Regions from separate parts of the Homo sapiens genome. Here region 2 is linked to region 1. A link is a contact called in ENCODE Hi-C or POLR2A ChIA-PET data. All regions are on one chromosome and are shown on one strand. The core of a region is the stretch at or near the end of the contact, and the rest is flanking DNA. Distances in the headings are between cores, read along the strand shown. Region 1 holds the start of EXOG (exo/endonuclease G). Region 2 has its middle 48 kb from the start of EXOG.

Region 1 (3,872 bases), core at 751-3,250:
CAAACGCCTCAGCCTCCCAAAGTACTGGGATTACAGGTGTGAGCCACCACGCCCAGCCTCTCATCAAACTTTTTACTGTTCCTTAATTATACTACACTAACTTGCAATCACCTCCTTTGGAAAAATTATTGTAATTATACATCTAAAATTATTTGTTTGATGGGTCAACCCACTCTCCCAACTCAAAGTGTCACTGGGGTAGAGATCCTCTACTCTGGTCACACATAGGTCCCCAAGGGTTACCACAGTGCCAGACACATAGCAGGCACATAAATATTTGTTAAGGTAAAACTGAATGGTGCTCATTGCTGTAATATTTATGACAGAGCCTCCCAACTAGTGTGTCAAGATATGGGTATTTTCAGCCCTGAGACAGCTGGAAAGGGTCTGGCTTTCTGGCTGCCAGGCAGGGTTGATTTAACCAGTAAGTTATATAAATATAATTTTCTACATGTGCTATGATATGAAAAAGGTTGAGAATATTAATAATCATCCCTGTTTTAAATTTGGAGACATCTTTCATAAATACTGTTACTTCAGTTTTTTTATCCAACCACCTACCCATTATCTTGCTTTTGGAAATATGTTCAAGAACCCATCTAGGCACCCGCTTTGCCTGATCATAAGACAAAGCGTGATTAGTGTAACACCTTGCCTCTGTTCCAGTTAAAGGGAATCCAAATTGTTCCAAGACAGCCTTTTCTGCAGATCCTAAAAATGAAAAAAAAAAAAAAAGGGGGGGCAGAGACAAAAAAAACACACACACACAATTAGTGGCTCTTAATAATGAAAGATTATAAGGAAAAGGAGAGCGGTGTGATTTACAAAGGACTGGCTCAGAAGTCTAATCAACCAGAAAATCTCATTTTTGCAATTACTTATGAGATGAAGAAAACAGACAGTAGGCAAAGTACTGATTTGCCTATAATCAGTGAATAAAATGCAGCTACTGCATTAACTTTTGAATAAAGACTTGATCTTATTAGTCTTTCACATCAAATTTCCAAATCATCTCTGAAGCACTGATATGTGTGCTGTTGCAAGATGACAGTAAAACTGGTACTGTTTTTCCTAGTGGGAGAAACCAAGCACACATTCAGCAGTGAGTCAGTTTCGAGATAATCCTCCCCGATGCCTTCTCAAATCCTCAACCCCCCAAGGGGGTAGTTCTCTTGCTAGATGCCAAGTATCCAAAGGAGCAAGTTAAATTAGCACATCCGCAAAGTACAAGAAATGAGCTCGTGTTAATTTTTTTTTTTTTTTTGTCAAATATAAGGTACCCATTGCAACATGAGTTTTTATACACTTTGGAGGGATAGCAGGTATTCTTCAACTGAACAATGACGAAAGAAGGGCAGTTAACTCATCTACTAAAATTATGTATTAATTTATTCCTTCATTCATACTTACTGAATGCCAATTATGTACCAGGTACTGTGCTGGTTAGATGATGGAGACCAAAACAGACATAGTCTCAAGTCTTATGGAGCTAACAATCTTAGTAGAGAACACAGACATTAAAACATAGATATCGCGATGAGTAACTGGGGGGAAGAAAGTCGGGCGGCGGGGGTGGTTCTGTGCAGAAAACGAAGATGCCCGGGGGAAGGAAGGACATGAGGGAAGCTGGCGAGACGCGAGGTGGGGAAGGGAGGCCGAGCCGGGAGAATAAAGGTCAGAAACCAAGGGCCAGGCTAGGGGCCCAGCAAACGGTGAAGGCTGTCCGTCAAGGACTGCCATTCACACTCCAGGTAGGAGTCGGAGCCCGAAATCTGGGCCAGCGAAGGGAGGACGGGCCCACAGACTTACCATCCGGCTGCTTCCCTGTCAACGCTCCCTCAGCGCCCTGACTCCGGAAGAACTGCAGGGCCGCGAGCCCAGCTCCCGCAGCGCCCACTACAGCCCCAGCCACGAAGCCGCTCAGAAAACGACGGGAACCCCGGAGGCGGGAAGCGATACTCTTGATAGCCATCTTGCCCGAGGTACCGGCCTTTTACCACGGCGCATGCGCGCGCATGCCGGCCCCCGCCATCCCCCCGTCACCCCACGCCTCACCGCCCGCCAAGCTGAGGGCCTCGCACGCCCCCTGGTGACAAACCGGGATGCCTAGCGCATCCCCGCTTCATCCCTGGTCCACTGGACGGGGCGATGGATGGGGAATATGATGTCTAGAGGGCTTAGTGGTATGCTATATATAGTCATGAGAAGAAAATACCTTTAGTCTCATTTAATAGGTGAGTAAACACTTGCGCATGGTTACACTAAGGTCTCCAGAGCCGATATTCCAACTCAGGTCTATTTATTTATTTAGCGACAGGGTCTCTGTTACCCAGGCTGCAGTACAGTGGAATGATCATAGCTTACTGCGATCTCGAACTCGTGGGCTCAAGCGATCCTCCTGCCTCAGCCTCCTGAGTAGCTGGGACTACAGGCACGTGCCACATTGCCCGGCTAAATTTTTGGCGGGAGTGGGGGAGCGGTAAAGAAGGGGGTCTCCTTATGTTGCCCAGGCTGGTATCCAACTTCTGGCCTCAAGCAATCTTCCCGCCTCGGCCTCCCAAAGTGCTGTAAGTCCAGGTGTGTGTCACTGTCCCCAACCTTCTCTTTTAAATTGGAATAATAATACTTAGACCATAGCGTTCTTGTGAGGATTAAAGGAGATGACACATGTAAAATGTTTAGGGAAGTACCAGGGGCATGTCACTAAGTGCTCTATAAATGTTAGAAATGTTTGAGTCATCTCTACTCTTTGTCTTGATAGAATATAAAATCCAGATTGCTGAACGCCTGCTGGCAAAGAAAGGATAGATTTCATGGACTACCACTCACAAACAAATGAGTCTTCATTTTGCAGCATGATCTCTAGCATTCCGTGTGGACTTAGTTCTTAGCAGAAACTTCAAGTTTCCTATTTCTTAGATAACTGGTAGGAATAACTTTCATCTGATCCCACTGATGATTCACTGACCAGGAGGCCACTTCTAACAACCTACTGAAGTGTGCACATTATTTTGACAGCCTCAAATGGGAGGCTACCCCCTTGCCAGGAATACCTCTTCTGAAGGACCCTGACTGGTTAAGCTACATCAACCAGAGTCCTTCCTAGGGATTTTCGATCTAGTAGTCTCTCTGGGTAGCAAAGCTGTGACGTAAAACTCACAGGCGCAGTGGCTCATGCCTGCAATCCCAGCACTTCGGGAGGCCAAGACTGGAGGATCACCTGAGGTCAGGAATTTGAGACCAGCCTGGCCAACATGGTGAAACCCCGTCTCTACTAACAATACAAAAATCAACCAGGTGTGGTGGCGCGTGCCTGTAATCCCAGCTACTCGAAAGGCTGAGGCAGAATTGCTTGAACCCAGGAGACGGAGGTTGCAGTGAGCTGAGATCGTGCCACTGCACTCCAATCTGGGCAATAGAGCAAGACTCTGTCTAAAAAAAAAAAAAAAAGCTCTGGCACTGTCTACAGCCTTGTTTCCTGCTAAGAAGTCAAAGGAGCAGATGCATCTGGTCTTGCTCTGAGCAATAATGGAAGAAATACCAGGACACAGGTGGAGGCCTGCAATGTTATGACCCCAACTCCCACAGGCTCCTGAAGCCCACATACATCCTGCCTTTCTGAAGTCTTGGCTAGTCATTTCCCCCAGAATCCTTTCAGTGAAACCCCCTTTTTTGTCTAATGGCTTCTGTCACCTGCAACCAAGAATCCTAACAAATACAACCAGACAACACTGGTATCTGTAGGCTTCAAGGCTACTTCAGCAGCTTTCCCCAGAATTTACTAAATACACAATCACTGAGGTACTGTATTTCTTAAGGCCCTTGTAAGTGCCAGACACTGTGCTAAATACTAGAGAGATAAATATTAGATG
Region 2 (3,872 bases), core at 824-3,323, 47 kb before region 1:
GCCTTGCCAGAACACTCTTCTCCTTTCCACTCAGCCTTCAGACCTCCCTGAATGCCCCTTCCTCTGGGAACCTCCCCTGACACAGCCCGGTCCCCTCCCCACCATGTGCCCCACTCTTGATGCTTCCCTGCCACAGCCCTCCACACTCCTTGCAAATACCTGCAAAGTCATTATGTGAACAAACACAATCCCTGATGTAATATAACCCAGCCTTTGTCTCTGTCCCTTCCTGTCTCTTTAGCTTTATTCAGTGGCGATCATCTTCCCTGGCCCTGGAGAAAACCCGGGCAGATCCTGTAGCTTTGCAGCTCAGTCTTAGGTTATTTTACCTAATCAGTCAGTTTGTGTTATAAACACAGACTCAGCCAGGCCAGGAGAGCATTCGATCCCATGACTTGTCAGAGACAGGGTGGCTGGTGGCTTCTCCTCCCCAGGCCAGGCAGATGGTTAGGGATGCTCTCACACAAGGCATTTTTGTGGGCTCTCTCTTCTGGGTACCCCCTTATGATGTCTTCCTTTGCCCATGGGAACCATGAGCCTAGCCCTTCCTGGCAAGACCCCTTGTCCCTCCAGGTGGCCCTGTCACAGTGGTGCACACTGGCTCTCTCTTCGCCTGCCCACCTCTGGCCCATAAGAAACAGTTGGAGCACTTGCCCCACCTACTCTGGGTGGGGTCATGCCCTGACAGCAGTGCCCTCTGCAGCCACCCCCAGTGCAGCTGGCCTGCAACCCTTCCTCTGGGTTCCCAGGGCGGGAGTCAGATCACACTCGCTCATCCACTTGAGCTTTCTTGGATCCTGGAGGCCCAGTTCTCTGTGTCTCCAACATCTTAAAGCTCTCTGAGAAGTTCTGGAAGCCCCCTTGGCCTGCCCAGAGTTAGAAGGTGGTATGTGCCTGCCACAAGCCTTGCCAGAACCTCCTGCAAGGGAAGGCTGGGGTCCTGGAAACAGCACAGCAGCAGCTCTCTCCGAAGAAACTGACTCCCAGGGTCCCGCAGCCCTCCACTCTCTCAGACCCCTTTTTATATCCTTGATGTGACTAGGGGCCCAAGTGGGTGGCGCCATTTATTTCCCTTGTAAACCAACTTCATAGGAGAGGCATGTGGTTCGGTGCCCTGAAACCTCTGATATTGGTTCCTTGGTCCACACCGGGGCAGGGATAGTCCATTCACCACTGGGCTAATCATCTTTCCCCAGCCACACGAGAGCTTTTCAAATGGCAGACTATGTCCAGTTTTTTTTTGTTTTTTTTTTTTTAAAAAGAATATCAGAATTTAAAATAGCAGTATATCCCATGTGGTAAGAGTGAGTGTTGTTTGGAGAAACTGTTGATTCAGCTCTATATAAAATGTGGGTGAGTGCCCATGTGTGTATCCTGGTGAGTGATAGAAAATAAACTTCTTACTAGGAACCTCAGTGAAAAAAACTTAAAAGCAGCACAAGAACAGAGTCTATGTCTGCTTTACTCAGTACTGCATCCCGGGACTAGCTCAGTGGCTGGCACATGGTGGTAACTCAATGACTATTATGTGTGAGGAAAGGAGGGAAGCTGGAGGCTGGGACCCCACTGTGAGGCTGTGAGGGGAGTCAGGTCTTTCTCACAAGCTCCAGGGATCCTAACTACCACCTTGGTCTGGGCCAGCGGGCAGCTTCCCGCATTGTTCTTGAAACCAAGGCTTGGAGCCCACGCTTCTCGGCCCCTTGGGTGGGGTCTTCCCTGGCTGCCTGAGGTGGGCCCTCACCTGGCCTGGGATGTGGGTGGGTTCACCTGGAAGGAGTGAGTGAGCCTGGGAAGTGGCTGAGGCAGGGAGAGGAGGCCTGTGCTTGCAGCAAGGCTGCAGCTGTCACTGGGTCACTCTGGGGTGAGGCTGGGGTCCAGGCAGCGGGTGGCCCTGTGAGTGACGGATGCTGGCTCCTGTGTCAGCGGGAAAGCATGCAGCCCAGAGATCTCAGCCCTTGGCAGGGAGAGAGATGCTCCTGGACAGACGTCAGCTCTCACCCTGGGGGCCACAGCAGTGTTGGCAGCTTCCCTACCCCCGTGCCAGGAGCTCCTCCGATATCAGCCCTGATGGCCACGAGACTCAAAGCCCAGGAGGTTGGGAGGGGCCAGGGAGACAGAAGCCCAGGCACTCCTACAGGCAGAGACAGCAACTGGGGACAGCAACTGAGAGTGAGGCAAGGGTGTGGTGGCAAAGATGCCAAAGGGCAGCCACTGATGGGCTCAGAGGAACAGCAGGAACTAGCGTCTCCTGCCCCTGGCTGCTTCTGAGAGTCTGTGTGTGCTGGCACGGTACCTTTGCACCCCACCATTGCTCTAAGCACACTTACTGTGCAGCCCACCTGTGAGTCTAAGGGCTGTGCAAGGCCAGGCCAGACCTGTTTGTTCATAACACAGTCTTCAGCCCCTGCCCCAGCACCTGGCACAGATAAGGAGCTGGGAATGTTTGCAGAAGAAACAAACTGATTGATCAGCCAATTCACTCTCTGCTGAGTTCCCCTGGACCTGCTCCTCCGTTTGAACCCTTCTTGTCCCCTCAAGTTTCCTGCCCCTTTTCTCACCAGCAGTCCCACCTTCCACTCTGTTTTTCTGGAAGGAGGTCAGACACAGGACCATTTGAAATTCTTGCCAGATAAACACGTGTGGATTCACCATGCACTTGTGCACATGCAAGGCACAGAGGCTGTAGTCAGTCTGTCAAGGATGAGGAGGGGCACAGGGAGATGCCTCAAATCCCGAGAATGAATGTCAGGCTTCCTGTCCCAAACCTCCTTGGGCCAGGGCCCTCAGGACTTTCCCAGGGACAGAGGTAGGCAGACAGGCCAGAGAAGAGTCAAGCAGAGAGGATGGGTGAGGAACTTAGTTCAGAAATGATACTTAAAGGCTGGCAGTTGCCAAGCTCCATCCGAGGGCATCCCAGAGGGACCCCAGGGTCCCTTCAGGAAGCGCCATCCTCATGTGGGTATCCCAAGCCAGCCTGAGTGGCAGGGGTCGGGGCCAGGCCAGCCTGAGCCCAGCACGTGTAATGACCATCCTGACAAGCACTTCCTCCCATGCCAGCTCACGGAGCTGGCATCCCCGGGCAGCTGCCAGGCACCTGCTGCCGGAGAGAAAAGCCCCATCATCCCAGCCTCTGTGGACAGACAGGCCGGCTCGGATTCCAGAAAGGCATGCAAGGTCAGAGTGGAGCCCCCTTCCCCGGATGTGGGCTGAGCAGCCAGCAGTATGTCCTGTCTTCCCGCCTGCCCCACTCTGTGCTGGCCTCTGTGTGAGGCAGAGCATCAGGGAGTGTGCACTGGGATCCTTGGTGCGACTGGCCAGGGGGCCGAACTTGCCTCCAGTATTTGTCCTGGGAGCCATCTCCCCTTGGGGCCCATGTCTGCCACTCATCCTCCCAGGCATCGCTCCCCCCCTGGCAGAACCAGGCCACTTCTGTAAGGAAGACTGTAGGACTTGTGGCAAAGAAGGCAGAGGGCAGGGACAGCTTGCCCGAGAGCCCTCCCTGTTTAAGAGAAGCCGGTTTAAGAGAGATAATTGGGGCTCCTGTATCCTGTATCAATCTATCACATTTATAGCTGTCACTCCAGACAGGAGACAAGGAAATGACAAAAGCCAATAAGGCCAATAAATAAAGGGTAATGGAATAATCAGTATGTGCAGCCTATTCCCTGAGCCACAGAGCCAGGGGTAGGGCTCAGCCCCTCCCTTCGGTCTCTGTCTCAGCTTCACCCACAGGCCCCAGGAGACAGTTAAAACCACTCAACAGCCCCCACGGGGGTGCCCGGCTGGATTTCCAGCTGCTCAGGCCAAAACCCTTGACGTCATCCTTGCCTCCTCTCTGTTTCTCACACCCTACATCCAATCCGGCCGGAAAT

What was found. Hi-C counts contacts between places; a loop is a spot of excess contacts on that map. ChIA-PET counts read pairs that join two places held with the same protein, here RNA polymerase II (POLR2A). Pooled maps may share reads with other maps.
Region 2: a map of cardiac septum shows a loop between it and region 1 (2.1-fold over the local background). The contact joins the enhancer-like site here to the promoter of EXOG in region 1. A Hi-C loop is called at or near these places in 2 of 168 maps with a recorded cell type or tissue (cardiac septum and endothelial cell of hepatic sinusoid) and 1 of 50 pooled maps. POLR2A ChIA-PET finds 5 or more read pairs at or near these places in 8 of 52 experiments (AG04450, BJ, Caco-2 and 5 more).

The regions. Positions count from the first base shown.
Region 1 is chr3:38,494,468-38,498,339 of GRCh38, reverse strand. EXOG (exo/endonuclease G) reads right to left here and starts at 2,000. Exons shown (of 6, transcript NM_005107.4): 1 at 1,810-2,000; 2 at 562-711. The coding sequence starts at 1,972. RefSeq lists enhancers at 1,672-1,741, 1,802-1,851.
Region 2 is chr3:38,541,917-38,545,788 of GRCh38, reverse strand. No RefSeq gene overlaps it. Among named protein-coding and RNA genes, the nearest start is that of EXOG, 48 kb to the right of the region's middle. RefSeq lists enhancers at 1,896-2,397, 536-3,122, 3,139-3,675. Within about 2 kb of position 2,073, at least 4 of the 41 ENCODE cell types and tissues checked have a DNase peak (open chromatin) inside an H3K27ac peak, as active enhancers do.